Regions from separate parts of the Homo sapiens genome. Here regions 2, 3, 4, 5 and 6 are each linked to region 1. The links are chromatin contacts, found by Hi-C or POLR2A ChIA-PET in ENCODE. All regions are on one chromosome and are shown on one strand. Each heading gives the region's core, a stretch centred on a gene start or an enhancer-like site at or near the end of the contact. The rest is flanking DNA. Distances are from core to core; before and after follow the strand shown.

Region 1 (4,506 bases), core at 825-3,324:
TGCGGTCTCGACCCTTAGTGTCCAACCTCCTTCCGGACCCACCCCTGCACCCCCTGGCCTCAGCGGCCCGGGAGGGCACCAGCCCTGTGCCTGTGTGGCTGCTGCACTTCCAGTCCTTCCGAGCGGCCCGCGTCCCCGCCTCTTAGGCTCCGGCTCGGGCCAGACGCGGCCCTTGGGCCCCTAGCCCACCGCCGCCACCAGCCACGCCGCAGCTCACCCCAAGCAGGCCTGCCCCGCCGGTGCGCGCGGCCCAGGAGGCGGGCTCCGCCCGGCAGCCGCCGCAAATGGCCATTGGGGCCCGGACCAGCCCGCGGGAAGCTGGGAGTGGGCGCGCTCCGGCCGGGCGGGAGGAGAAGGAAGCGGCGGCCGGGCCTCCCGACACTGGCCGGCGACTCCAGGGGGCTGGAGGACAGGAAGTTGAAACCCCCTTTTCGCAGCTGCGGCCCCGTGGCACCAGCTCCTACTGCACCAACCCGCCCAGGCCACAGGCGCGCCGGCGTTTCTGGTTTCCAGTTGAAGAGGGCAGGCGGGAGGGCGCGGGGCACGCGCGCTCGCGCACGCGGCGGGCGGAATCCCCCGGCTCCCGGGAGACCCTGCGGCCCGACCCTCCCCGGTCAAGCCATCCCCCGGGCTGCCGGCCCCTTGCCTAGCTCCGGGGTGCGTTGGGCTTGAACTTTACAGATCGCCAGACCCGAAGTTAAGGGGAGGAGAGGAATGCCTCTGCCACAACCCTGTCTACAAGAAGCGAGATGAGCACACCCTCCTCTGTTAAATATTGCAAGGTGACACTGGATCGCCTCCCACACAGGGATTTTCAAAAGGTCTGGCGGGGGGACTACAGTAAACAAGAAAGGTGTTTTCCCTGATTATTAGTTTCCTAGGGAAGAGCCCCTAAGGACTCTGCAGACGGAGGGGCTTTTAATCTGTGTGCCTGAACTCCAATCAGCAGCTACGCACAGAATTAGAAGTGTGTCCAAAAGGCGTTTCCGTAAAACAGAAACTTAATAATGGCGTGGCTCCACTCGCTCGGGTTCATTCATTTATTACTGTTTTCATTGTCCCCTCCTCCCTCCCACCCGGTCTCTCTATGAAACCGGAAAGGGAACCGCGTGGGGAAAGGGGTACTAAAAAGGGGGCATCCGCCTGAGGAGCGGCAGACAGAGGAGGACGGTGAAGTAGGAGCGCTGCAAGGAGAAAGGAAGGACACGAGGGATGGAGAGACAGCGAGGACCAGGGCCAAGGGCGGCGGGCGGGAGAGGGTTAAAGGCAACAGGAGACAAGGTCCTCCCTCCACTGCCTTTCACACTCCGGTTGCGGGAGAGGCCAAGCGAGAAAACCCAAATCTAGATGAAAACCGGGGGAGGGGAGGGGAGCACAGGTAGGCGATCTGGACTGTGGCATCTCTCCCGCCTTCCCTGTCGCGCAGACATCACCCTGTGCACACACATATGTTCTGTGTTATATAATCTATATAAAAGATGCCTATGTAGCCGCGGTTCACACAGGGGCACCCACAGACCTCGCGCTTCATGTACCCCCCCCCCCCCAGCGTCTCCTGCACCCGGGAGACCCGAGAACTCAGCGATCAGCTGGCTGCCCGCGATTCATCGCTCCATTCACGCCCAGGCAGGGAATACCGACATTAAGGCACTCCGGGAAGACGCGCAGGGCTCCCGGGAACAGTATCAGGCGAAAGCATCACGTACCAGTTTTCCTGCATCCATTGGATGGCTTCATTCTCGTTGAACTGCTTTTCGAATTCATATTCTTGTAAAGTCAACACTGACATGTTCATTGGGGCTGATCTTCGGAGTCGCTACGTGTTCTCTATACAAAATAAAATAATCTGTAAAGCGCTTGATTTCGAGTGTTCTCCTGTCTGCTTCCCCCACCCACCCCCCTAGGTCTTCCCCACGCCGCTCGGTCTCCAGCGGTCGTCTCTTCTCCCAGCCTCTCAGCTACATCCAGGGCTGAGCATTGCCTGCGCCTCCGCTCCCAGCTCCTCTCTCTGGGGCTCTCCTCCTCCCGGCGTCCGCATCCACCGTAGGAGGAAATGAATGCCTTGCGGTCTTAGTGCCCGCACGTTTGTCCATCACCCTTTTTACTCGTCTACAGGGAAATCTCCTCCCCCTCGTGCGATTTGAGAAATTAACCCTTGGCGAGGGAGTGTGCGAAAGAGCGCGACCTCTCTCCGCCCGGGGGGGACAGTTTTGTTTACAGCGAAGGTGGTTGGAAGAGTGGGGGAAGGGCGCAGAGAGAAAGGAAGTGGCCTGGAGGTCATCCAGATCCCCTAAGCCCAACCTCGTGGGCCGCCTTGCTTTGAATGAAGTTTCAGCTTGCAGGGCGCATCCCCGCGGCGCGTGGACCCGAGAGCTTGGCGAGTAAACGATTGGGAAATAGTAAAACCTGCCAGCTCTCTTGCAAGAGAACTCCGGGCAAATCTACGTTGAGATCACCAGTGAAGGGAATACGCTTCCCACCTCCTCGCCCTACCTCTGGGACCACCCCCACCCCTACCCCCACCCCCACCCGGGAGCTCTGGCTTAGATTCACGCTAACCCAGGCCCTGCGGACGGCAGAGCTCCTTAATCTCGTACAGACAGGGGATGCTGAGTGTGAGGATAGTGGATAGGCGAGAGAGGCTAGTAGCCGGAAGTGGAAGAAAGGGCTGGGTTAGGTGGAGGGTTTAGGTACCGGGAAGGGGGGGATTAATGAACAGAGGCAGAGTGGGGAAGGAAGCTGACAGGAGAACTGGACCGACTGGCCAAATGCAAAAACTTTATTTGCATGCATGAGAAATTTGGCTTTACTTGCTGTACTTGTAGGTAGAACAGAATATGTGAGGAGAGGGCTGAATGTACTGTTGACCCCTACTGGGCCCTCAGCCTCCAAGAGGAAAAACTATTTTCTATTCCATCCATCCCTCCACTCATTTCCCCCAAGAGTTTGGAAAAATGAAATATGAGACATGGAAGTATCTAATGATGTAATTGTAAACTTTACAAAATAATAAGGAGCCCTGCTTTTAAAAATTAGGTGGATATTAGGACCAGAAAGAAAATTCCCCTTCTGAGAACATCCCCCCACCTCCCCAGTAGTCCAAAAAGGGTACTTTCATTCAATTTAGATGCCTCTAACCCACAAAAAGTGGGAACTGGGAGAAAAATTTTTAAAGGAGGAAGGGACCGGCCGCGGTGGTGGCTCACAGAAGTAATCCCAGCACTTTGGGAGGCCGAGGTGGGCGGATCACCTGAGGTCAGGAGTTCAAAACAGCCTGGCCAACATGGTGAAACTCCGTCTCTACTAAAAATATAAAAATCAGGCAGGCGTGGTGGCGGGCACCTGTAACCTCAGCTACTCAGGAGGCTGAGGCAGGAGAATCGCTTGAACCCGTGAGGTAGAGGTTGCAGTGAGCCAAAATTCTGCCACTGCACTCCAGCCTGGGCGACAGAGGGAGACTCTGTCTCCAAACAAACAAACAAAAAAAAAAAAGAGGAAGGTCTAATGAGAAAGTAAAGAAATAATTTTTAAAATCCAGTACAATATATAGATTAAAGGGCTAGCCTAGTTGATTAGCAAATTAATGTATACATTGACACTGCCAAAGATTCTGTGTAGGGACTGTCCTCATCTCCCCCATTAAGGGTTGTCTTTCTTTTTTCTTTTTCTTTTTTTTTTTGAGATGGAGGAGTCTCGCCCTGTTGCCCAGGCTGGAGTGCAGTGGTGCAAACTCGGCTCACTGCAACCTCCGCCTCCCAGGTTCAAATGGTTCTCTTGCCTCAGCCTCCCCAGTAGCTGGGATTATAGGCAAGCACCACCACGCCCGCCTAATTTTTGTGTTTTTAGTAGAGATGGGGTTTCACCATGTTGGCCAGGCTGGCTGTGATCCACCTGTCTCAGCCTCCCAAAGTTCTGGGATTACAGGCATGAGCCACCATGCCCAGCCAAGGGTTGTCTTTCTAGAGACCTCTACAGTACAAGTCTACGTCACTTTGAAGTAAGGCCCAGGCCAAAACTCTTGGCAAGATTGGGCTGGAAGATAGGTGTGGCCAGATAAGAAAGAACCATTTTAGCACGGTGCCTGAGCCTGTGAATAATCAATAAATATTTGTAAAGTGAATGATTCATCAAATAAATTAAGGTAAGAAGTGAGAAAGGAATCAAGACAGAAAATCCACTTTGGGTGGCTGAGGCAAGACAATTGCTAGAGACCAGACTGGGCAACATAGTGAGGCTCCATCTCTACAAAAAATTAAAAATTAGCCAGGTGTGGTGGTACATGCCTGTAATCCCAGTTACTCTGGAGGCTGAGATGGGAGGATAGCTTGAGCCTGGGAGGTCAAGGCTGCAGTGAGCCATGATCACACCACTGCAGTCCGGCTTGGGTGACAGAGTGAGACCTTATCTCAAAAACAAACAAGCACTGTCAGTGACTTTGAAAACTGGTGACTCTGTATGGAAAGCAATTTGGCAGCCTATATGATAATTTCATTTATTTTTTAGAGA
Region 2 (4,506 bases), core at 920-3,419, 2.4 Mb after region 1:
ACAAAAATTAGCTGGGCATGGTGGCACAGGCCTGTAGTCCCAGCTACTCAGGAGGCTGAGGCAGGAGAATTGCTTGAACCCGGGAGGCGGAGGTTGCAGTGAGCAGAGATCACGCCACTGCACTCCAGCCTGGGCGACAGAGCGAGACTCCATCTCAAAAAAAAAAAAAAAAAAGAAATACAACTTCCACATCCTATCTCCCTCCCCTCCGGCGTACATAAATTGCTGATGCCTAAGAATGCCAAGAAGATAAAAGAGAGATCGAGAAAAACACTCCTGGGCTAGATATGCTGTATACATAGATGAGAATACATGGTACAGACACAGTGCTGGGCATGTGGCAATTATTAATATCAGATCTGTTTAATAGCTACCATTTATTCAGTGCTACCATATGCTAGAAACTGTTAAATGCTTTATTTGGAGGTTTTGTTTCTGTTGGCTTTTTAACTTTTCTTTTTCTTTTACAGAGACAGGGTCTCACTCTGTCACCTAGGCTGGAGTGCAGTGTTGCAATCATAGCTCGCTGTGGCCTCAAACTCCTGGGCTCAAGCAATCCTTCCAGCCTCCCAAAGTGCTATATTATAAACATTATATACATTATATTGTTAATTATATACATTATAATTATTATGTAATTATATAATATATAACTATATTACTGTATTATGTAATATACAATTATATGATTATCGTGTGTAATTATATATATTTATTGATTACATACTATGTATCAGGCAGGAATTGGACGAGATACTTTACATACAGTATTTATCAGTCTCATAATCCTGAAGAATAAGCATTATTACAATTTACAGATTAGGAACCCAGTATTTACTAGTTTAGGATAACTTATATGCTATTTCACAATTGCAAGATAAATTCTCCATTATTTTCCTAAATTGAGATATTACTTCTGGAATGTACAGTTTAAAAAGAACTAAGAAGACTGAAACTCTTAAAGGATGGTTAAATTCGATTATAGGAGAAAACCTAAAAAAAAAAAGCTAACTGGATCTTTTAAAATTTAGAAGAGCTCTAATACTTATTCATTGAAAGTCAACACCCTTTCTTATCTTAGTATTAATCAGAAAAAATTATTTTAGACAACAGCATCATATATATTTAAGTGAGATGCAAAGAGTTTTTTCCAAGTGTTCATCTGTCCACGTCTACCAGACAATTCACCTGTTGACCGACTTCTAATAGGTGAAAGATTAATCTCCAAATAAGTTTTTAAAGACCCCAGATGCTCTGTGATAATTATATACATACATACATACACACAGATATACGTACATACACACATATACATACATATACATTGTGCTACTATATGTACGGACGCAATATATATACATAAAACTCGGTGTTCTCAGTAAAGTATGAGCCATTATTCATTTAAATACTAGATATTTTTCCTTTTTTTTTAAACAAGGAGTATTTTTTGAACCTAAACCTGAACCTCTAAATAGTTCGGATAACAAAGTTTTGGAATCATGAACTCAACATTGTTAACAAACCATCCAGTCCAAATAAACAAAGGAAACCCACATCTCATTTGCCAAGATTCTAAGAACCATAATCCTGTCACCAAATGACAATGGAGACTTGATCCTTTCTCAGTCCTAAATACAAACAGCAAAGCCCTCTTTGGTCCTCATACCTACTCGAAATTGCAAAGCAAGGCCTGGGAAAAACGGTGAAGAGGCACCACTTACTACAAGCAGTCCGAGTAGCTGTGACTGCGACCACCCCAATCCTGGTTCCAAACAGCATCCTTCCCGGTTCTCTTCTTAAGGAGCAGAGTCTTTCGTCCCTTCGCCCCAAATCGCTCAAGTCATTCCTAGGAAATCCCGAGAAACACTTCACCTCACCTGTCAAATTGCACAAAATCCACTTTCGAATTTCTCCCGCGAAACAACGTGACGTCATTAACGCGGGACCTCACCAGATGAGGACCCAAAACTTGGCCCGCCCACCTCCGCCTAAGCCAAAAACCGCCGCTTTCAAATCGCCAATCAAATTCTTCCTTGGCTTCGAGTCTCTCAGCCGGCCGCGCTCTCCGATGCCCAGCCCTCCTGGAACCACCTCGCCTGTGACGTAGGTGGAGCGCGCACTGCCTCCGGGCCCGTCTTTCTCAATTGGGACCGGAAAACGTTGTCGCTCATCCTATGACGCGAAAGTAACCGAGACTATCAGGATCCGGAGACGGAAATGTCCGAAGGCCGCAGTACTTGACCCTGTATTTTGGGAGTCGAACGGAGTAAGTTACAAGCGGCCTATAGGGTCGCACAGCTTGGGCGAAGTCTAATTAACTCTCCGTCCTTTTTCTTGCGGTCCACTCTATCATCTATCGTCCTTCTTACCCCGCCCCCCCGTCCTGCACACCCATCAGTTCCTTGGCCTAGTTATCTATGCGCACGCGCAAAAGTCTTCGGCAGCACTTGTAGTTCCCGTTTTCAGACAGTAAGGGCGCATAGGGGCCCGGCGTGGGGAGGTTTGGGGCGCGCCCGGCCTATGACGGCGTCCTTGCGGAAGTACGGGTGCCGAGAGAAGCAGTAGTCAATAAAGAGAGTGCCGTATTTCGCAGATTGGAGCTGAGCTGTGGCTGCCAGAAGATAGCGAACGTGAGGATTTATATTCTAAAATTATCATCTTCTTTTGCAGGACTCTGCCATCGTCCTCAAAGAGTAAAAAATCCAGTTACGGAAGGGAACTAACACTTGCTAGATATGGTGTGCAGAGTGCGTTTGCAAAGAAACTTAAGAGAAAACAAATGATAGGACACAGGGTGGTGGAAGATCTCAAAGAGTAAGATGCCATTTAACCTGGGCCTTGAAAATTTAATAAGGAAATTTAGACGAGAAGATTCAGACAAAGCAGAACACACAGGCCACTACGTGTTGAGGGACTTGAGTTGTAAGCAGTGACCAGAACAATGATTCTTAACCTGTTGTGGCACACTTCTTTTGAAAACTTAATTATATGGATTAGCTTCTCAGGAAAACGTGCATGTACCTATTAAAACATTTTGCGAGGCTGGGCACGGTGGCTCACGCCTGTAATCCCAGCACTTTGGGAGGCCGACGCGGGAGGATCACTTGAGGTCAGGAGTTCGAGACCAGCCTGGCCAATATGGCAAAATCTCGTCTCTACTAAAAACACAAAAATTAGCGGGGAGTGGTGGTGCACACCTGTAGTCCCAGCTACTCAAGAGGCTTGGTTGGGAGAATCGCTTGAACTCGGGAAGCAGAGATTACAGTGAGCCGGGATCGCGCCACTGCACTGCAGCCTGGGCCACTGAGAGAGGCTGCGTCTCCAAACAAACATTTTTCATATAATTTCCTCAGGAGAAATTACGAAATACTTTTAAATAGCAAACACACACAAATGACTTGGTGTCTTGTCTGACTCACTCTTCCAAGTTATCTATGTCTTTCGTGGTCTTTGAACTATTTTTCAACCCTGTAACTCGCTACAGCAACATGGAAATTAGGTTTGTCCAGTAAAGATGCAATTAATTATTGTCCTGAGCAGTATTTATTAATATTCATTTCAACGTTCCTGATTGCCTGTGTACCTGCTTTTTAAATTCTCCTTTGAACTGGTTTTTAGCACTTAACTGGTTCCCTTATTTACAGTCAAGCACCACATACCGACAGACCGCATGTATGACAGTGGTCCCATAAGATTATAGGTGAGTAATAGGCAATAGTACCTAGGTTTGTGTGAATACATCATAGAATAACTACATACTCAATGATGTACTTACTCACCTGACTGTGCATTTCTCAGAATGTGTCCTTGTCGTTAAGCAACCCATGACTGTGCTTAAATCTTTACCGTGTATTCATTTTATATTTGTACAAGAGTCTTGATTTTACCTTATCTTTAAAATGTATCATTTACAATTTAATGGAGCCCACTAGAATTCTTGTCCAGCCAAAGTTGCATGGACTTCAGATTAAGAATTCCTGAGTCAGAACATAGAGTCCGTGGTGATAAATTGCGGGAAATTCTACCAAAAGGTAGACAATGTGGGATCAAACATACCTGGGACAACTTACTTAGCTAGCTTTGGCCAAGTCACTTAAACCTTTTTGAGTTTTTGTGTTAAGATGGAAGAAACTGCTACCTAGTGGGATTGTGAGGATTTACAAAAGTGTATATAAAGTTACTGGTATTGTTACCCAATAACTTTTATTCTTCATTTAAAGCCAGTTAAATGTTACTTTTTTTTTTTTTTTTTTTGAGACGGAGTCTTGCCCTGCCGCCCAGGTTGGAGTGCAGTGGCACGATCTCGGCTCGCTGCAAGCTCCGCCTCCCGGATTCACACCTTTCTCCTGCCTCAGCCTCCCAAGTAGCTGAGACTACAGGCGCCTGCCACCATGCCCGGCTAATTTTTTTCTTTTCTTTTTTCTTTTTTTGTATTTTTAGTAGAGACGTGGTCTCACCTTGTTAGCCAGGATGGTCTCCATCTCCTGACCTCGTGATCCGCCCGCC
Region 3 (4,506 bases), core at 771-3,270, 2.3 Mb after region 1:
ATTACCAGCAAAATCATTCAGATGCTAAGATACATTTCTTTCTACTCGACATTAACATCTCTATGTAGAAGCAAAGGTGAAGAGATCACAGGAACCAGTTGCATTCCCCCTGTGAGATTCACACGAACTGCACCAAGTCCTTCGGCGTTAAAGAGAAAGGGGAGGAGCGTCAGTCCGCTCTGCAAACTCTTTAGATATGCCACCATCATCTCTTCCCAGGGTCTTTTTCGTCTCAAGAAGCGCCCCCAAAACGCCACCCTTGGCTTTGACAATAAGCTCCATCACACCTTCAGTAAATCAGAGCCCGTCTGAATGAAGGATACCCAAAGCCAAGAAATGCAAGAAACAACCGAGGAATCAGAAAGGCTACACCTGCCCTGTGAAGTGAGATGGTTTCCAGGGCGTGGAAAGGAGGGGCAGGGGAAGGGAGGAGGGCTCGACTGGGGACAGGAAAGGGAACCCACTAAGGCCTGGCGTGGGTAGCAGAAATGGCAGCTCTAGATACAATCCCTGGCTATGGGGAGGTGAGGTGCATAGCGGTGCTTGTCGGGAGGTGGGGGCTGCCAATAGTCCATGTCTGACCCGGCCGGGCTGGCGGGCGATAAAGTGCAGCTGTAGGGGGAGGTGGAATTGGAGGACACGGAGGAGGACGGCGCGGGGCTGTTGGTGCAACTCCACGTGGAGGCGGGCGAGGGGCTGTCTCCGCTGCTGCTCAGGGCGGCGCTGGCTCCTCCCGGGCTCAGCAACACTGCCTCGGAGAAGAGCGCCCCCGGCAGGCCCCCGCCGCCGCCCCCGCAGTGATCCGCCAGGCGCAGGGTCTCGGTGAGTGCCCAGATGTAGTTGTGGGCGAAGCGCAGGGTCTCGATCTTGGTGAGCTTGGCGTCCTCGGGGAACGTGGGGAGCACCTCGCGCAGCGCGTCCAGTGCCGCGTTGAGGTTGTGCATGCGGTTTCGCTCGCGGTTGTTGGCCTTCAGTCTACGGGTCTTCTTGATGCGCTGCACCGTCTCGGCCGTCTTGGCGCCTCGGGAGACGGCCCGCGCCCGGGAAGGGCGCCGTTTGCAATCGTGTACCAGACCCAGCAGCCGTGCGGGCCGGCAGCCCTCCGCACCCGCAGCCACGCCGCCCCGCGCCCCCTGCCCGGCCTCAGCCCCGCGCTGCCGACGCGCCCCGCCTGACGCGCCCGGCTCCTCCTCCTCTTCTTCGTCGGCGCTGGATGACAGCGGGGTCAGGGCCGCCAAGGCGGGGGAGGCCGATCCGAGCAGCACTAACACGTCCTCTTCCTCCTTCAACTCCAAGGTCTCGGATTTGACGAACATCCTACCGAAGAGAGAAAGGGGAAAAAGGCAGTGAGGTGTAAGGAAAGAAACAGAGGCGCGATCTTCGTGTCACAGGGGCGTGCTCCGGCGCGCACCCGAGAAGACCAGCTCCGAATGGCGCGGAGCAGGAAGGCGAAGGAAGAAACCCAGGCAGTGCTAACCAAGGTCAGGAGCGCCGCTAGCGCTCGCTGTGACCCTGCTGCCAGTCAGCCGGGTCCTGCCCTCCGCGGGCGGTCCTGCGTTCCCTCCCCGAGAAGGGACTGCGGCCTCCGCGACAAAGATTCTGCGCGGAGCAGAGGGCGTGCGGGTGTGGTTGGACTGAGTGCGGGGAAACCACCTGCGTAGTTGGAAGCGGTGGCTCGAATACTTACTTAGTTGGCTCTAACTGTGCCTCAGCGTTGCTGTGACTTTGGCCTGTGCCGGGAATCTCCGCGCAGCTGCGAGCGCAGCGCCGGGTCCTTCGCCCGGCGTGAAAGCTGCAAGCCCGGCGCTACTGTGGCGCAGCTCCGCGGGGGACCTCTGCGACCGGCGAGTTTGCCAAGAGCCCCGGCGGCGGCGGCGGCGGCCCGCCCGGGTCTCGTGTGTTGTGGTGGTGGTGCGTGTCTGTCTGTCAGTCAGTCCCTGGCCGTGCGGCTCCTGGCACGCGACTCCCAGGCACTCCAGTTAACGCGAAGCTGCTTGTGGTTCAGTGGCTGCGTGTCTGGCACACGACTCTCCTTAAAACCCCTTATATACCACCAAGAAAACAATCAGATCTGCCCCGGGCCCCCTCCTCCCCCGCCACCGCCTCCTCCTCCTGTCAGTCCTGCCCCCCTTCTCCCCCGCTTTTCCCTCCTCTGGCTTATTCTTTTCATTGCATTATCATCATTCATTTCTTCCTCTTTCTTCACCGCCTTTCCCCCTCCCTTGGCCCTGCCATCCATCCTCCTCCTCCCACCACCCCCGCCTCTCTTTTCCCCCTTTATCTAATCAACATAAAATGGTTCTAAAGCTCCTGTTGGAGCTCCGGGCTGCGGCCGGAGCTGGCGAAGCCGCAGCGGCCGCAGAGGCTCAAGCTGCGGCTGTTGTCGCCGCCGCTGTCCATTGTGATTGGTGGCTCGCGCTCGGCTGGAGCGTGCCGCTAATTTATTAATGAATGGAGGTCGCGAGGCGCAGCTGGCCAATCAGGGCGCCCTGGACTCCGGGAGGCCTGCGAGCCACGCGCACCGGAGCCCGCTCCCTTTCAGCAGCTCATTAGGGGCCCGAGCGCTGGGGGCGGATGGGGGGACCCGTGCTACCGCCCCCGCCTTCGTCCTCGCTGCCGCCGAGGCTCCCCCCGCCCGGCGCGCGCGCAGGCACCGCACCCGGCGCTGCCGGCCCTCCTAACTCCCGGGTGATGGGAACTAGGAATTAGTTAATGGGGGTCAGAATCCCGGGGAAAGCAGTTAGCCCTGTGGTGCTGCCGGGCGTCTCTTGGCAAAGCCTCTTAGGGGTTGTATCAAATAGTAAACGATTTTAAAATGGATTCATTTGGTTAGGGGAGGAGAATGGCGTGGATGGAGAGATGTGGACACCTCGTGAACAAGTGTGTTTGGGGTCCGTCGAAACTGGCGTGGGAGAGTGAAGGGAGAGGACACTGGGGATTCAAACAGGCGTCTCTTGGGAGGGGAGGTCGGATAGGGGAGCAGTTGATGAGCTTTTAGAGGATGTGAGAATGAAATCACTCACATGTTAGAGCTGAAAGGATCCCCCTCATTTTACATACAGGAAACTGAGGCTCCGGGCACTGATGCAGGTTTTGCTGGGGTTAACCCAGTTTATAGCCTGGAGGGACAGCAAGGAGGCTTCCTGCGTGGGTGGCAGCGAACCGAGCGGGAGGAGCGGCAGAGCTGCTGCTCCTGCAAGCAAATGCGCTGCGCTGACATTTCTGTGACCTCTGCTCCGCGCTGGGGGGCGTTGTAGGGACAAGGGGCCCATCTTCCCAATTCTGCTTTTCAATGAGAAAAAAGAGCTGAAGGGCTACTGGACCTCGGGGGAAACTTGTTCTCAATTGCTCGTTAGCCCTCCCCACTTTCCCCACGTTCATGCCCACCCTCTTGTCGACATGGGGATGGATCCGGACTTCAGTAGACCGGAGTGGCGTCCCTTGAGATCCCCTTTGCAAATTAACTTTAGGCAAGGCACAGTTGGAGTGTTAGGAGTGGAAGAGTAGAAGGGAAAGAGAATGCTGTCTTCTGGTTTCTGTCTCCCTCAGTTTGTAGGACTTAGAAACAAGCTGTATTCCAAAGACGGGGTGGTTAAATTAGCTGTTAGTATTTTGGCATGGCTTTAATTTGTTTAATGTTTTCTTCAGGGAGGTAACAAGGAGGATTGGAAGGCACAAAGTAAAGAAAATGAAAATTAGAAACTTGTGAAAAGGAGCATTACCCATTGCAGTTCTTCAAACTTCAGACTTCCTTCTGTCTTGGAATTACTTGAAAACTATCATGATTTCCACTTTGCTCTTTGATGTTTGTGTTTTCATATTCTCCCTTTTTAAAGCAAATTCCCAAAATATAAAAGCATCATTTGCCAGTTTCCTCCTCGACTATTTTAGAACAGCTAAATTTCATGTGTTAGAAGTGCAGAAATGAAAATGAAAGAAGAAAAGAGAGACACTTTCAATGTTTCTAGCACACAACACCTGCCTCTCACATATCTTTGGGTTTCTGTCTATCATGAACCTGCAGAATCAGAACCTCATAAAAAGTCTGACCAAGCAAAAATTATGCTAGAAGTGCTTACCTTTGTTGCTGTACACATGAGCGTTAATTTATGGGCAATTATCACTGATACGAAACAAGAAAATACTCTTCTCATAGTCCCCCTAAAAGAAAACACTCTTCTCATAGTCCTCCTAAAAGAAAACCTGCCAAGGATGTGGATGTGTCCAGTCCAGTAGGGACTGAAGGAACATGTGGGAGCAGACACAGAATTTGTTTGTAAATTTGAATAAAATATAAGGACAAGAAAGCTAGGTTCTGAGGAAATGATCAAGACTTTTAAAAACAAATACCTGAATGATAGGAGGAACCTTGGTTTTTCAGTCTTTAGATATCTATATCGCTTCACAGGAGTTGCCTGCAAAGAAATACAAGCCAAAATAGATTAATGTAATGAAAACAAAGGAAAATTTATTTTAGTGTCAGTGGAGATACCTGTCTTTGGACAC
Region 4 (4,506 bases), core at 439-2,938, 2.1 Mb after region 1:
AAGAAGAATGGATACGTGTAGAGGTGCTATGTGCAAAAACAGCACCTCCACCTCTGCTACCCTCCCTGCAACACAACACACACACACACACACACACACGTACACACACACTCACTAAGGTCCTGCAAAGCCCGTGAAGAGACATACCACCTCTCCTTGCCAAAGGGTGTTCGGCCTTAAAATGCCATAAACAAAAACATATACAGAAATATTTTCGCTACAAGGACCCAGATGTCTAAGCAGTTTAACAGAAAGCTTGGCACCCCTGGGTGGTCATGCATGCCAACCAGATTTCTCATGCTTTAAGAAGTCTATTTTTTAAAACAGGATTGACCAAACTAATGGGGTCTGCTCTGGATGGTGAAAATGTTTACTTTCATTTCCCCCCAACCCCCTCGCCTCCCCAGTTCCCCCTGAATATATTCTCAAGAAAGAGTATGTCTTTGGGTGGTTGCAAGTAGGAAGTTTCAAGGCTTTTCTCCCTAACGAATACCGAACACTGAGCACACAGGAGGGGAACAGAAACTTGGAAGCAGAGCAAAGGACCAAGTTATCCTCCTGTCTAACCCTGCTCAACAGGATCACCCTGAAGTGTGGCTCTGAAGATATTTGTGAACTCTGGCACAGCTGTTTGGCAGAATTAATACTAAAACCACAGGTCTTGCAAAAACAAAGAATCAAAAAAAAAAAAAAAAAGTGAAAACCAAACAGCAGGAGGAAACCCTTAGGAAAGCTCGGTGTCTTTCAGACATGAGATTTTCTTTCTCCCACTCTACTTGACTGGCCTGACCTGGGGTCCAGTCCCACTTCCTGGTGGCTGCGGAAATCCGCAGTGAGGCTCAGTGTGGATTTTGGCTTCAGAGGATTTGGGAAATTCCACCTTTCAATCTGAAATCTGGGGAAAGTCCCAGAAAACAACGGATTACTATATTTCTCTCATGAACCAGACTGAAGCAAGGAGTCAGGTCTAGGACCAAGGACCTCGGCACTCCAGGGAGCCCAGGGCCCCTCAGAAAGGTCTCGCTTGGCCACCGAGAGCGTGGGGCCGTAGCAGTTGGCAAGCGGGGGAGGGGGGTCACGCACAACTGCTCTGGAGCCACACTGCATAAATGGCATTCGTTTTTGTTTTCTGATTAGAAAAACGTTGAAAAGAATACCAAAGTACAGAGAAAACACACCCCCATCTCCAATGTTTCCTCATTTATGTAAATATTCTCATATTTTATAAAACAGGGAGGTGCTGTCTATAATTTTTGCAGGCTTTCCTTAGCATATGGTGAGCGTGTGCCAGGTGAGCAGGAGCAGCGGGGGATGACTTCCGATCCGACACCCCCAAAATCTCCTGGACAAAGCTGCTGTCTTTGCGGGATAAACAGAAAAGGGCCAGTCCCCACCTCACCCCCAGCCCGCCGCCCCGCAAGTACCTGGGGCTGGGGAGTCAGTGAACTCTCTTCAGCTGTTCGGCTCTCCCGGCTCAGAGCGAGGGGAATCGAGGAGACTGGGCGCAGGATGGGGGTGGACACCCGGCCGCTGCTCCTCCGCGCGGGTAAGTGTGAGCCCCGGGGTGCGGGGAACCGAGCCAGGGACCAGTGACCGCGAGCCGCCGATCCTCCCGCGCTCCCGCGCGCGCGGCCTGCCTTCCCACTGGCTGGCAGAGCACGTCCTCTCGCGCCCGGGGCCTTTGTAAAGAGCGCAGCGGTGGCGCGGAGGTTTTCAGGCTCCGCCCGCTCCACTCGCGCTCCCGCCCCTTCCTTCCTCTCGAGGTGACCCGGCAGCTGGCGCCTTTCTCACCAGGTACCCAGCCCCCTGGCCGCCTCTCTCAGTTCTCTGGCAGGGTTTGGTGCGCGGTACACCGACCCGGACCGCGCCTTCCCAAACGAGTGGCCTCTCCTCCAGCCCGATTGGCGAGCTAGAGAAAAGAAGGGAACTGGATCACTTCAGCATTAAGGAGGACTTTTCCCCAAAATGAGTGTTGCCCCAGGGCGTGGGCAGGCGGGGAGCTGAACTAATCTTTCGGTGACTCCAAGGATACCAAGCAAGCCAGTGCGTGGCATGCACGAGCTCCTCTAATCATCGCAGTCCCCCTTACACATGAGTAAACCGAGGCTCAGAGAATGGTGGAGTGTGGCGAGCAGAAGTGGAATTTTTTTTTTCTTTTTTTCTTTTTTTGAGACGAGTCTCACCGTGTCGCCCATGCTGGAGTGCAGTGGCGCCATCTCGGCTCACTGCAACCTCTGCCTCCCGCAGAGGCGGGATTTGAACTTGCTCCAGGTTGCCCTCGCCTTACACCCAGCAGAGCAGTCCAGTCGCTTTCTCTCCTGCCGCTTGCATCGTAATGGACATCCAGAGTCCACAAGTAAAAGCTGGTACATGATGAAATGGGAAACACCTCTCAGGAGTCCTTTATAGCTTAGAAGAAGGTAATGCTACCTTTCTGCCTCAGTGAAAAGATTTGGAATCACCTAAGTGTGAAGAACCTAAGGAGAGTAGGTGTCAAGAGAGGATAGACCCGGGTGCCGTGGCTCAAACCTGTAATCCCAGCACTTTGGGAGGCCGAGGTGGGCGGATCACGAGGCCAGGAGTTTGAGACCAGCCTGGCCAACATGACGAAATTCCATCTCTACTAAAAATACAAAAGTTAGTTGGGCTTGGTGGTGGGTGCCTGTAATCCCAACTACTCGGGAGGCTGAGGCAGGAGAATCACTTGAATCCGGGAGGCAGAGGTTGCAGTGAGGCCGGGATGGCGCCATTGCACGCCAGTCTGGGCAACAGAGTGAGACTCTGTTTAAAGAAAAAGAGAGAGAGAGGATAGACACTGTAGAGACCAGCAATCCCTGTTGGGAACCAGTGTCATGGAAGACTTTTTCCACAGACTGGGGTTGGGGCCACGGGAGATGGTTTCAGGATGATTCAAGCCCATTTCATTTATTGTGCACTTTATTTCTATTATTATTGCATTGTAATATATAATGAGATAATTATACAACTCACCATAATGTCGAATCAGTGGAAGTCCTGAGCTTGTTTTCATGCAACTAGACGGACACATTTGGGGGTGATGGGAGACAGTGACAGATCATCAGGCATTAGATTCTCATAAGAAGCGGGCAACCTAGATCCCTCCCATGTGCAGGGTTCCTGCTCCTATAAGAATCTAATGCCCCAGTGATCTGACAGGAAACAGAGCTCAGGCAGTAACACAGGTGACGGTTAGCAGCTGTAAATACAGATGAAGCTTCGCTTGCTGGCCCTGAGCACACCTCCTGCTTTGCCGCTGGGTTCCTAACAGTCCATGGACCACTGCCAGTCCATGGCCCAGAGGTTGGGGACCCTTGCCATAGAAGGAGAAAGAAGACTGAGGATAGATAGAGGAAGGAGGACAAAACTTGGCTTGGCTGAGATCACAGCGGCCTACTTCTTCGCATGGGAAACCAAATTCTGATGATGGAAATGAGTGGAAGCCCCTTGTCTGTCTTCTGTCCTTGAGTTCAGGAGAGTTGCTTGTTTGTGGATCAGTTTCACTGGCAATAAAATGACACTGATGTCCACCTGATAAAGAGGTGCTATGGGTGCGGTTAAGTTTTGAACTGTGTCAGAGCTAGGTATAATCAAGTACAGTGACTGTGGGGAAAGAAGGGTACATTTACAAGTGAGGCAGATTCCCGTAAGGGCTGCAATTTTGTTAATCATCAACATTTATTATTTCTTCTCTAGAAGTGACAGTCAGGGTACCTTCTCTCAGCTGATGAACATGAGAGCAGGTGGAAGATAAGACGTGCTATCTGATTATGTCAGTGAACTCATACAGTAGAACAGTATTATCAGAATTGGAGTTTCCAATCTCTAATTTGAAAACTGACAAAAGGCCCAGAAAATTTCTAAAAGCTTGAATAAGGCCAGAGCCCCCAAAAAAGTGACTATTTATTTCTGTACTTTCAATTTATTAAGTTTTCTGAAAATCACCAGGGGACATTTGCAAAAGAAGCAATTTTAAGTCACTCATATCTAAATTAGGCAAAGTAATTTGTAATATGGGCTTTATTATTGTTTCAGTTTGTATAAAACCATTAAAAATGATTATTTTTAATGAAGAGATTATTTTAGTTATTATTTAAAACATGAACATCATTCTTTGATAACGAAAATGTCTTTACTGTTAAAGAAACACAATAGGAATTTTAATTATGCAATGAAAGGTACTAGACATTTCAGGAAGGGGTTTATACAAATATCCTCATCTCAGGCTATTATTTCTCTTAAAACAAGCAAATTACTAAAGTCTGAAAGTACTTTGGCCAAAGTTACATCAGACTGAGGAAATGTAAGGCTTCCACTGTGTGCCACCGTTACAAATATGCTAATGAGAACATAGCAGCTGGAAATCACCTTTGAGGCCCTCTTATTGCGGTTTTTCTTTTTGAAAAGAAAAACCAAAAAACAAAAATATTTTTGTTTCAATGTGATCGTGTCATTTTGATAAATTCATTATCTGATCCTGACATAGCC
Region 5 (4,506 bases), core at 785-3,284, 2.0 Mb before region 1:
ATTACAGGAGTAGGAGTTAATGGGGTTGATGGTTTCGATAGCCTCTTCAACCACTGTTCACTTCAATCAGATCTGATTAAAAGAAGGCTGAAATATCATTTTGCAACTGAAAATGGCATTTAAACATAAACAAGCCAACCACTCAGATGCGGTCTTAAGGCAACTGCCCTGAGCGCAGTTACAGCAGAAGCTCCACTCGAGCTTATAACCTACTATGGCTGGCTGAGTGCAGGCTTACAAAAGTAGAACGATTCTGTGGTTAAAGGGAGGAAAATTAGAGAGTCAGGTTATAGACATCTAAAAGGTAGCCCAGTTGATATCAGTTTTGGTAATCACCATCCACCCAGACAGCCTCAAACACGTGCAAATCAGTGGTATTACTCCTTCACCCTCAGGCCTCCTCATGCCCACTTAACACCCGAGTGCTCTCGGATTCGAACGCAGTGTCCTTCACCCGGACCAGAAAATTGTGGAGAATATGAAGTGGGTGGCAAAATTATTTATGGACTAAGGCAGGACTAGCAAAATGGGTAGAAAGAGAGGCTGCTCTACAAATAGGAGAGTTTGGCAAAAAGCCTGTGTTTTGGATGTTATTCGGTTCTCTGGACGTGTGTCCTCCCTTTGACCTCCTTTTCCCAGCACACAGTAGTCACAAATCTTTTACGCGGGGTTAGGTGCACCCTACCCCCGCCCCCAGCCCGCTCAAACTGGATTCAACGGGTAAAGAACACCATTCTGTTCTCTGAACGCAGGCCCCCAGCCTTTCAAAATTCGTACTCACCTCTGCCATTGGGATAGAGAAGGCAGATCTGAGGTGTTCTTAAACGCGCTGTTTAAAACCCAAAATGTCCCCGCCCTCAAAACCACACACTTTCTTTTTGGGGGTAGAAAGATGCCATTTAAGGAAAAAAAGGTATATCCTCCAAGTTTCTTTGGAGGGAAAAGGCGTTGGTTAAATCATTCGGGTGTCAGGACTTTTCTACCGGATTTCCTCCAGAGGGTTTCCCAGTTGTGGAACAAGGGTGACCAGTGGAGTGTCGGGTATCAGGGTCCATCCGCCCCCTAGACCAGCTCTGGACTAGGCTTCAAACAGCCCTCCAGCGCGGCCCTGCTCCGCGCTTTCTCTAGCCAGCACCCACGTGTCTCTATTTACTCTACTCAGGTTACCAGCTCTATCGCCCGCAGCGGGCCAGAAGACCCGATAAAGCGCCTTCCACCCTGCAGGACTAGTGCCCGGCTTCCGCTGCTTCTCCGCCTTTCTTCTGCGTAGATTTAAGGCCTGATCCGGTCCCAAACCCCAAATAAAAGTTGTGGGTTTGTTTCCAAGTGATGGCGGTTGGAGAAAACTAGAGTTGGGGGCGGTACAGCCAGGGTGTACCCTTGCGGTGGGTCGGCTCGGCGCACCCACAGCTCCCAGCTGCTAGCCCAGGCGCTGGGGCCGCAGGGACTGAACCCCGCACCGCCCCCGCAGCCCGGGTGCGCGCCCCATCGGCCGGCCTGCTCCCCGCGGCCCGGCTCACCGGTGGTAGGGACGGCCCCGCCTGCCCCAGCCCACGCCCGCCTCCCCTTCCTCCCGCCTGTGGCTCTGCTCGTCTCCACCTAAGCCTTTGGTGGTTTAACGCACTTTTGCAGAGACATCTACCAAGAGATAGCGTGTGCACTTTGTTTTCCGTCCCACGGAAGAATTTATCAGTAGCGTTATTCAGCCCTACTCGCTTTAAAGCACGGCACCCCTCAGCCCAACAAAAAGACCGAAGGCGAAACATTGTGGGTTCCTGCCCGCGAACCAACCGTTCAGCCACCGAACCCCCTAAACTGATCCATTTGGAATAAGTTACCCTGCCCCTCTACCTCCCATCCTACACACACACACACACACACACACACACACACACACACACACACTGCGGACCGGGGGCCCAGCTACGCACACACCCCAAAACAAACGAGGGATCTACTCGGGACCCTCAGCCGGGCGGCCGGGCGCCTTCGTTCCCTTCCTCCCTCTCTGAGTTTCCCAGGGACCCGCCACGCCTCTCGGAACTGGGGCAGCGGCCCGCTCACCTCGTGTCCGTTGCTGGCCGGGATGATTTCAGACTCGTTCACCAAGGAAGACTTGATGTCAGCTAAATCGCCTTCCTCTTCGGGATGACTGATCTCGGCGAAGATCTTTTCCTTCTGAGGATCGCCCTCGTCCTTGAAGGGGATCATCTCGTCCGTGGCGCAGAGTTCCGGGTCCCCCCCGCCGCCGCCACCTCCTCCGGAGAGTTGGGGCATCCCGGCGGCTCTGTAATCTCCGCTCCGCTGTGGGAGCACCCGCGCAACAGCAGGAAAGACAGAGGGGTAACTCAAGGGTGGGGGAGGAAAGGAGAGTTGGAAGGGTTCGTGCAGCAGGACAGCGGGCGGAAGCGGGGCGGGCGAGCGCGGGGCCGCCGGCCGGCAGCCGGAGCAGCTGCCGCGGCGCCCGAATCCCGGCGGCCGCCGCGCTTTCCCGCTTCGCGGAGACCGACGCAGGCGCCCGCCCCCGAGGCCGAAGGGCACTGGGCGGCGAGGGCTGCGGTAGCTGGCGACTCCGGGGGCGTCTGCGCGGCGCGCGCTAGACGAGGCTGCCCCGGCGGCCACCCCGCGACCCCGCGTCGCCGGGATTTGCGCGCGGAGAACGCCGGTTCTGGAGGGAGCACGCCTCCCCAAAGTGCAGAGGAGGGTCCGGCGGCGCGTCTCCGCGGAAACCCTCTCCACTGTAGTTACCCCGGATGCCGACTTAGTAGTTTGTTTTCCGAGAAAAGAGAGGGGATCTGGGCAGAAGGGCCCCGTTTGCCCCAAAAGAAGGTGCAAGGATCAGAAGATAACGAAACGTCCACTTCCTGAAGGGTGGGAAAAAAAGAAAAAGAAAAAGGAGCCACCCACGCTGGAGATGTCCGTTTTAGATCTTCTTATTTTCTTCCCTTTCGCTTCGGTTTTTCTTCTCGAGGCTCATTTAATCTGCTAGAGAAGGAGGAGGAGCAGAAGATGGGGGCCGAGGAGGAGGGGAAGAGAAAGAGAAGTTTGCCAAGAATAAAGTTTTTGCCGGCAAGCGCGGGGACTCCGCAGTGGAGGGCACTGCGGAGTCTCGGGGAGTCACAGCGGGGGCCTCGGGCCCAAATGCCTCTGCCCGGAGCTCGAGCCGACACACACACTCAGTCCGACCCCTCTTTGTTCCCGGCTCGAGTTTCTCAGCCTGGCTCGCCGGCTCGCCGCTCTGCACGCCTCCGCCGGCCAGCTCTGTCAAAGCAAAGAGCTGCGCCCCTTGAGTTCGCCCGGCCGAGGGGAGGGGACGCCCCGAGCTTGGCCGCGTGCGAGGCTCCGGGCGCGTCCTGGTTCCTCGGCCCGAGAGCGCGCAGCCCGGGTCCCTCCTCCGCGCCCTGCCCCGCAGGTGAGCGGCTGCGCCTCCCCACTGCTTCTCCTCCTCCCGCGCCTCGCCGGCGCTGAAAAGCTACCCACTTGCGTCGCTTCTCCTCCCTCTCCCCTCCCCCGCCTCTAGCTCTCCTTGGCTGCCCGCTGGAGGGGAGGCGGGGGGTGAGGGGGAGTCGGCGAGAAGGAGGTGGTGATTGAGGGCTTTTTTTTCTTTTTCTTTTCCCAGATCCTGTAGGACGAGTCTTGGTTTTGGGGTGTGTGAGTGTGGTGTGTGCGCGCGCGCCTGGAGGGAAGGATCAGGCAACTTGGCGAGAGAAGGAAGGACCGGGCGCTGCTTATAACCCACCGAAAGGCACGCTTTGCCCGCGTGAAACTGACAAGAAACATTGCCGCAGTGGCTTGACTTCATCATCTAAGTATCTATTTACTTGGCCCCCACCCACCCACTCCTTTTCCTCTGCCAGTCTCTCCCCTACCTCCTTGACGCCTCCCACTCTCCCTCCCTGGCTCTGGCAGAGGGAGGAAGATGAAAGAGAAAGCCGCTGCCGCTGTGATGGACACCACATTGATAGATGCTCTGACAGTGGGGAGAGGCGGGAATCTGGGACTGAGAAAAAAAGGAAAAGGGGAAAATATAACAGACATTGCTCAACTATTAAGAGAGAACAGAAGGACAAGGAAAAGAGAGTTGTAGCTTTCCCGAATATAATATCACACACACGCTCTTTGGAGACAAGGGAACACACTAGTGAAAATAAAATCTCTAGGCTTACGGAGAAAAAATATGACGAGGAAGAAGGAACTGAAGACTAGATTTTAATTATTGCTTTTTAAACAATATATCTTTCATTCTGTTCTCACCACGGGATGTACGGAGAGTTGTGCTAGGTCTCCAGTGGGTTTTCAGAGACACACACCGCAGTGTGTGGGAACCTCATCGAGAATGAAAAGATAATCCAAGAAGGGGGAAGAGAAGGCAAAAGGACTCAGGAGAGCAAAGCCAGAAGAGGGAGGGAGGACGGGGTAGTCCCTGGCACCTTGGACTGCGAACTGAAAGGGACCCTTGAAGACACCAATCCGAATACAACCTCAAAAATTCCCCAGTCTCCACTG
Region 6 (4,506 bases), core at 939-3,438, 2.0 Mb after region 1:
ACGTGTAAGAAAGAATGTAAGAATGTATATGTTTTGTTTTAAACATCATTTGGAACATACATATAATTTTCTATCCTGATTTTTCACACATTATTCAGCAAGCATTTTTCCATATTGTTTTAAAAAATATATTTATTATGTCTATATAACAAGAATACACCAGCAAATTTAATCATCCTTCAATTTTTGAGCATTTAGTTTGTTTCTGGCTCTTGGTATTTCCAAATAATTTCTCAGAATGAGTTTCATTATCTGCAGCAGTTTAGAATAGTACCATTTCATTGTATCCTTGCAAATACTGAATATTTCTAACTGTAAAGCTTTGTTAACTTGACAAGTGAATCAATACAAATGACTAAAACATGCATTTTAATTTGCATTATTTTGCTTAGTGAAGTTTTTAAATGTCTTATTCATTTGTATTGCTTCTGAGGATCATTCATATCCTTAACTGAGAGAACAGATTTACTATAAAAAAATTATTTTTAAGTGAGATTCAGTTTTAATAACGGTTTATAGAATGTCTATAGGAAGTGCTGTCAAGTCTATAGCTGCATTTTTTTAATCAAACTTTTTATATTGAGACAATTGTGTCACATGCAGTTTTAAGAAATAATATACAGATGACCGTGTATATCTTTAATCTAGTTTCCCCCAGTGGTGACATGTTACAAAACTATTGCAATATCACAACCAGAATACTGACATTAATATAGACAAGATGCAGGATTTCCATTCCCTGACCCATGGCAATCAATTATTCTGTTGTCCACTTACATAAATTTATCAATTCTGAGATGTTACATAATGGAATTACACAGTATATAAGCATTTGAGATTGGCTTTTTCTTTAACCATAATTTCCTACAGATTCATTTCAGGGTGTGTTCATCAATACTGTGTTCCTATTTGTTACTAAATATTCCATAGGATAGATGTACCAGTTTCTGTAAACATTTATAGTTGAATTTTAATGATTATTTCATTAATACATTTGTCTAATTTCAGGGGTTGGAAGGAGAAAAGAAAATGCTTTCACTAGGAAGTCATTCGGTCATCCCAACATTCACTGAAAGCAAACCATTGGGACAAATGTTATCCTATGCTTCTGATTACAAAACAACTAAAACCCAAATAAAATAAACATTAGTAAGTAGCAGTGCTAAGATTGAAACCAGATACGTATTTAAAGAAGCAAGAAAATGAGTTCAGAGAACATTTTATCATCAATAAAAACTTTCTAAAATGTAACAATTTTTCTAGGTTTAATTAAACAGGCTAAAAACTTGATGTGTCCAGTCCATGAGAGCATCCTCCTATCCACTGGACGAGGTGTCTACTAAACCACATCTTATATCTATTGTGAGGCCAACTGTCTTGAGGCCAAACAAGACGCGAATTATATGGTAGCACTTGAGAGGGCTGCGGACACATTAGAGCAGCTTTCTCTTCCCATCTACAGCAGTTCTGGGCAGCATGCTTGGAATGGCAACGCTGACGTCCCCGAAAAACCCCAGCCCTCTTGCCAATTTCCTCTGAACCCCAACTACCCAACCCAAAATTATGTGAAGATCTGATTTTCAAACAAAACGAGGACAATAATGCACCATTATTACGTTTCCCTAAAACATTAACAGTATGGAAATTAAGACACAAACCAGAGACCGGAAAAAAATCTTGGTGCGTTCAAAGTAACCTCAATCAGTTCCCGAGTCTATTTTCCGCTTATGGTGCAGTATTAACAAAAACTAAGCACACCGTGCAGAGAAACGCCCCTTCGCACTTATGACTTCCGGCCTGGGACTCTGGCTCCTCACACGCCTTTGATACAAAGTTCGAAGGCTGAGCCTTAGCCATGCCACGCCCAGCGTGCTCCGGACGAGGATGCCCGAAACTGCAATGAGAGAGGGAAATTTCCTAGTCAGGTCAAGGTCCAACAAAACAAACGTCCGCACGCAGGAATTGAACCGTCTCGCAGGCAGAGGCGGCTGAACCAGGAGCGAGCGGAAGTGACGCACAGGCCGGTCGCCAGAGAAGGCGGGGCACCGAGGTAGCGCGCCCAATTGGGGCGCGGGAGAGGCCGGGGGTGTGGCAGCGTTGGCGGCGAGCAGGGGCCTGGGCGCGCTGGGGGCGGGGCCAGGGTGCTCGGCTCGCGGGGACTGGCCTCCTTCGGCAGCTGGAGGCGGTCACTCACGCTGGGCTAGGAGCTGAGGCGAGAAGGGCCATGCGGACGGCGAGGGAGTCCAGAGCCTTGAGCCCGGTGCTCCTCCCTCGCGCAGCGGTGGCTCTGCGGCCGCTGGAGTAAACACTGCCTTTGTTCCCTAGCGCCTCGTCTTTCGTCGCCCCGTGCCCTCACGCCGCCGGGCTCTGGCCGGCCCGCCCTCGGTCCTTGAACCCCATTTCGGCTCGTGCCGTGCGGATGCAGCTGCCGGGCCTGGGTTTGGGCATTGAGCGGGAGGAGGAGGAGGAGCGGCGGCGCCTGGGCGGCATGCGATGGGGAACTGCTGCTGGACGCAGTGCTTCGGACTGCTTCGCAAGGAAGCGGGGCGGCTGCAGCGAGTAGGCGGCGGCGGAGGGTAAGCCCGCTGGGGGAGGGGCCCGGCCCCCGTGGCTCCTCCTCTTCGGCCCCCGGCGGGGAATCCCTTTCACCGTCCCCCGGCGGCTGGAGGTGGCGGTCGAGAGCCCTGCTACACTCACTGCTTAGCAGACGTCAGACTGGTGGTCGTCTTGGAGGCCCAGTCTGGGGTCCGGTCTTGGGGCCTCCTCGGAAAGAGGTAGAAGAGGGGGCGGGGTGTCCCTCCTGCCAGGGCGCCCTGTCACGCGGGGAAGGAGTCACGGGAGACATCATCTCCAGGAAACAAGGGGTAGCTTCGCGCTAATGGGCTGTAGGACCGGCTCCACGGCAACCTGGACACACCCTGCGCTGAGCTTAGGTTTAACGCCAAAGCTAGTATCCCTGTATCTGACCCTCTCTTTAGCCCTGGCAGAGCAGGTGGGATCTGGCTCCGGAGTTAATGCCTCAGATTGATTTTAAGTAGAAGTCATTTGGATGCTGGAGTAAAATAAGGTTCCAGATACTGATGAACTCTGGTAGCTACAAAGACTTGCTGAATTGCAGAGTTCCCAATGGGCATTCAGATTCTTGGTGCTCATAACTACAGGGACAATGTGTAATTTTTTCGTATTAAGTTTTTGAAATTTCGAGAGGAATTCCTTGCCCTGATTGCTACTCAAACGTCCTGTAACATTAGGTAAATTGCAGTCCTTCTGAACTTCACTTCTCTTGAGTAAACCTGGGATATTGCTTAGGTTTTGTATATGCACCATCCACAGAATAGTAATTTCATAATTCCGTTTTTGTGTTTTTTTATTTCATATATATTGAAAAAATTAGAGCAAATTCCTTTGGGGTTGGCTTTGTTGTTATTAAATGTCCCTCCGGAATTCAAACCTAGAATTGAAAATCTGAACCAAGCCAGTTTGTGTAAGGACTAAGACTGTTTTGCACTTTCTGAAACAGATTGCTAATTTTTCATAATCTGTTCCATTTAACTAACATTATTGGGTAATAAGATGTTCAACATAAATAAATTGCAGTAAATGATCATAATTTGAATCTTTGGTAATGGAGATCTTATAAAATATAGGATTCTCATTCATTAATTAGGCATTGTGTCACCTCTCTGATACAAAATAGCTAAGGTTTTACACTAAGTATCCCTAGAATGGAAGGGCAAGGATTTGCAGTTTGTGCCTAGTGTAATATTTCGATTTCCCTAATTTATGAGTTATTACTCTTGAGTGGGACATGACAGTTGTTTTATCTTGTCATCCAGGATCATCTGGTTTAAGTATTTATAATTTTTGTGTGTGAATGAAACTTACAAGGTCAAGCTGCTTAAGTAGGCTTGCCCAATAACTAGATGCCACACAATCTTTGGCTTTTACTATTATTTGTAGTTGTGTTACAGGGCGTTAAATTCTAACTCCAAGAAAGTTGGTTGGTGAGGGAGCAGTACTTACATTCTAAATGGATAAGCAAAAAACTTTATATTTGACTTTGGACTACATGATGTGTCTGTGGACTTTAGTTTTGTTTTTTTCATGGGGTCTCCGTAGAGTACGGCATTAAAATTGTAGGTTCTACTCCCTCAGCTCGTGAGCTTGGCAGCACAGGGAGGTGGCAGGAGGAAATCCATGAATCAGCGTGAGTGTTAATTGTCTGTAGATATGCCATAAAAACATAAGCAGGTGGAGTATTTCTTTCTTTTTTTTTGAGACGGAGTCTCGCTCTGTCGCCCAGGCTGGAGTGCAGTGGCGCGCGATCTCGGCTCACTGCAACCTTCGCCTCCCGGGTTCACGCCATTCTCCTGCCTCAGCCTCCTGAGTAGCTGGGACTGCAGGCGCCCGCCACCATGCCCGGCTAATTTTTTTGTATTTTTAGTAGAGACCGGGTTTCACCCTGTTAGCCAGAATGGTCTTGATCTCCTGACCTCATGATTCGCC

The links. Hi-C counts contacts between places; a loop is a spot of excess contacts on that map. ChIA-PET counts read pairs that join two places held with the same protein, here RNA polymerase II (POLR2A). Pooled maps may share reads with other maps.
Region 2: a loop to region 1 is called in a map of CD8-positive, alpha-beta T cell, with 10 times the contacts of the local background. The contact joins the promoter of LARP7 here to the promoter of ELOVL6 in region 1. A Hi-C loop is called at or near these places in 4 of 168 maps with a recorded cell type or tissue (CD8-positive, alpha-beta T cell and naive thymus-derived CD4-positive, alpha-beta T cell), 4 of 37 single-sample maps with no recorded cell type and 15 of 50 pooled maps.
Region 3: a loop to region 1 is called in a map with no recorded cell type, with 10 times the contacts of the local background. The contact joins the promoter of NEUROG2 here to the promoter of ELOVL6 in region 1. A Hi-C loop is called at or near these places in 1 of 168 maps with a recorded cell type or tissue (B cell), 8 of 37 single-sample maps with no recorded cell type and 10 of 50 pooled maps.
Region 4: a loop to region 1 is called in a map of OCI-LY7, with 13 times the contacts of the local background. The contact joins the promoter of TIFA here to the promoter of ELOVL6 in region 1. A Hi-C loop is called at or near these places in 3 of 168 maps with a recorded cell type or tissue (OCI-LY7 and naive thymus-derived CD4-positive, alpha-beta T cell), 7 of 37 single-sample maps with no recorded cell type and 13 of 50 pooled maps. POLR2A ChIA-PET finds 5 or more read pairs at or near these places in 2 of 52 experiments (GM12878 and activated naive CD4-positive, alpha-beta T cell).
Region 5: a loop to region 1 is called in a map of OCI-LY7, with 9 times the contacts of the local background. The contact joins the promoter of LEF1-AS1 here to the promoter of ELOVL6 in region 1. A Hi-C loop is called at or near these places in 4 of 168 maps with a recorded cell type or tissue (OCI-LY7, naive thymus-derived CD4-positive, alpha-beta T cell and tibial artery) and 10 of 50 pooled maps.
Region 6: a loop to region 1 is called in a pooled map, with 19 times the contacts of the local background. The contact joins the promoter of AP1AR here to the promoter of ELOVL6 in region 1. A Hi-C loop is called at or near these places in 2 of 37 single-sample maps with no recorded cell type and 11 of 50 pooled maps.

The regions. Positions count from the first base shown.
Region 1 is chr4:110,196,541-110,201,046 of GRCh38, forward strand. It overlaps ELOVL6 (ELOVL fatty acid elongase 6), which reads right to left and starts at 2,075. Exons shown (of 4, transcript NM_024090.3): 1 at 1,707-2,075. The coding sequence starts at 1,795. RefSeq lists enhancers at 1-67, 1,656-2,448 and a silencer at 112-741.
Region 2 is chr4:112,634,974-112,639,479 of GRCh38, forward strand. It overlaps LARP7 (La ribonucleoprotein 7, transcriptional regulator), which reads left to right and starts at 2,170. Exons shown (of 13, transcript NM_016648.4): 1 at 2,170-2,266. It overlaps ZGRF1 (zinc finger GRF-type containing 1), which reads right to left and starts at 1,936. Exons shown (of 28, transcript NM_018392.5): 1 at 1,878-1,936. RefSeq lists enhancers at 1,733-1,952, 2,523-2,572, 2,613-2,722.
Region 3 is chr4:112,514,160-112,518,665 of GRCh38, forward strand. NEUROG2 (neurogenin 2) reads right to left here and starts at 2,021. Exons shown (of 2, transcript NM_024019.4): 1 at 1,688-2,021; 2 at 1-1,317. The coding sequence starts at 1,316. The coding sequence ends at 498. NEUROG2-AS1 (NEUROG2 and ZGRF1 antisense RNA 1) reads left to right here and starts at 1,220. Exons shown (of 4, transcript NR_161159.1): 1 at 1,220-1,481. LOC124900760 (a long non-coding RNA gene) reads left to right here and starts at 2,646. Exons shown (of 2, transcript XR_007058231.1): 1 at 2,646-2,880; 2 at 3,649-4,506. RefSeq lists enhancers at 1-92, 2,792-3,672, 2,923-3,022, 3,123-3,242 and silencers at 653-852, 1,113-1,182, 2,503-2,782.
Region 4 is chr4:112,284,216-112,288,721 of GRCh38, forward strand. TIFA (TRAF interacting protein with forkhead associated domain) reads right to left here and starts at 1,689. Exons shown (of 2, transcript NM_052864.3): 1 at 1,425-1,689. RefSeq lists enhancers at 462-641, 672-791, 3,301-3,420 and a silencer at 1,432-1,741.
Region 5 is chr4:108,165,491-108,169,996 of GRCh38, forward strand. It overlaps LEF1-AS1 (LEF1 antisense RNA 1), which reads left to right and starts at 2,035. Exons shown (of 3, transcript NR_029374.1): 1 at 2,035-2,343. LEF1 (lymphoid enhancer binding factor 1) reads right to left here and starts at 3,442. Exons shown (of 12, transcript NM_016269.5): 1 at 2,065-3,442. The coding sequence starts at 2,277. LOC124900752 reads left to right here and starts at 2,449. Exons shown (of 2, transcript XM_047416528.1): 1 at 2,449-3,412; 2 at 3,620-4,506. The coding sequence starts at 3,010. The coding sequence ends at 4,206. RefSeq lists silencers at 1,396-1,635, 3,392-3,441 and enhancers at 1,513-2,014, 3,042-3,131.
Region 6 is chr4:112,229,599-112,234,104 of GRCh38, forward strand. It overlaps AP1AR (adaptor related protein complex 1 associated regulatory protein), which reads left to right and starts at 2,189. Exons shown (of 10, transcript NM_018569.6): 1 at 2,189-2,576. The coding sequence starts at 2,494. AP1AR-DT (AP1AR divergent transcript) reads right to left here and starts at 2,552. Exons shown (of 1, transcript NR_186684.1): 1 at 1-2,552. RefSeq lists enhancers at 1,962-2,909, 2,934-2,983 and silencers at 2,014-2,293, 2,454-2,723.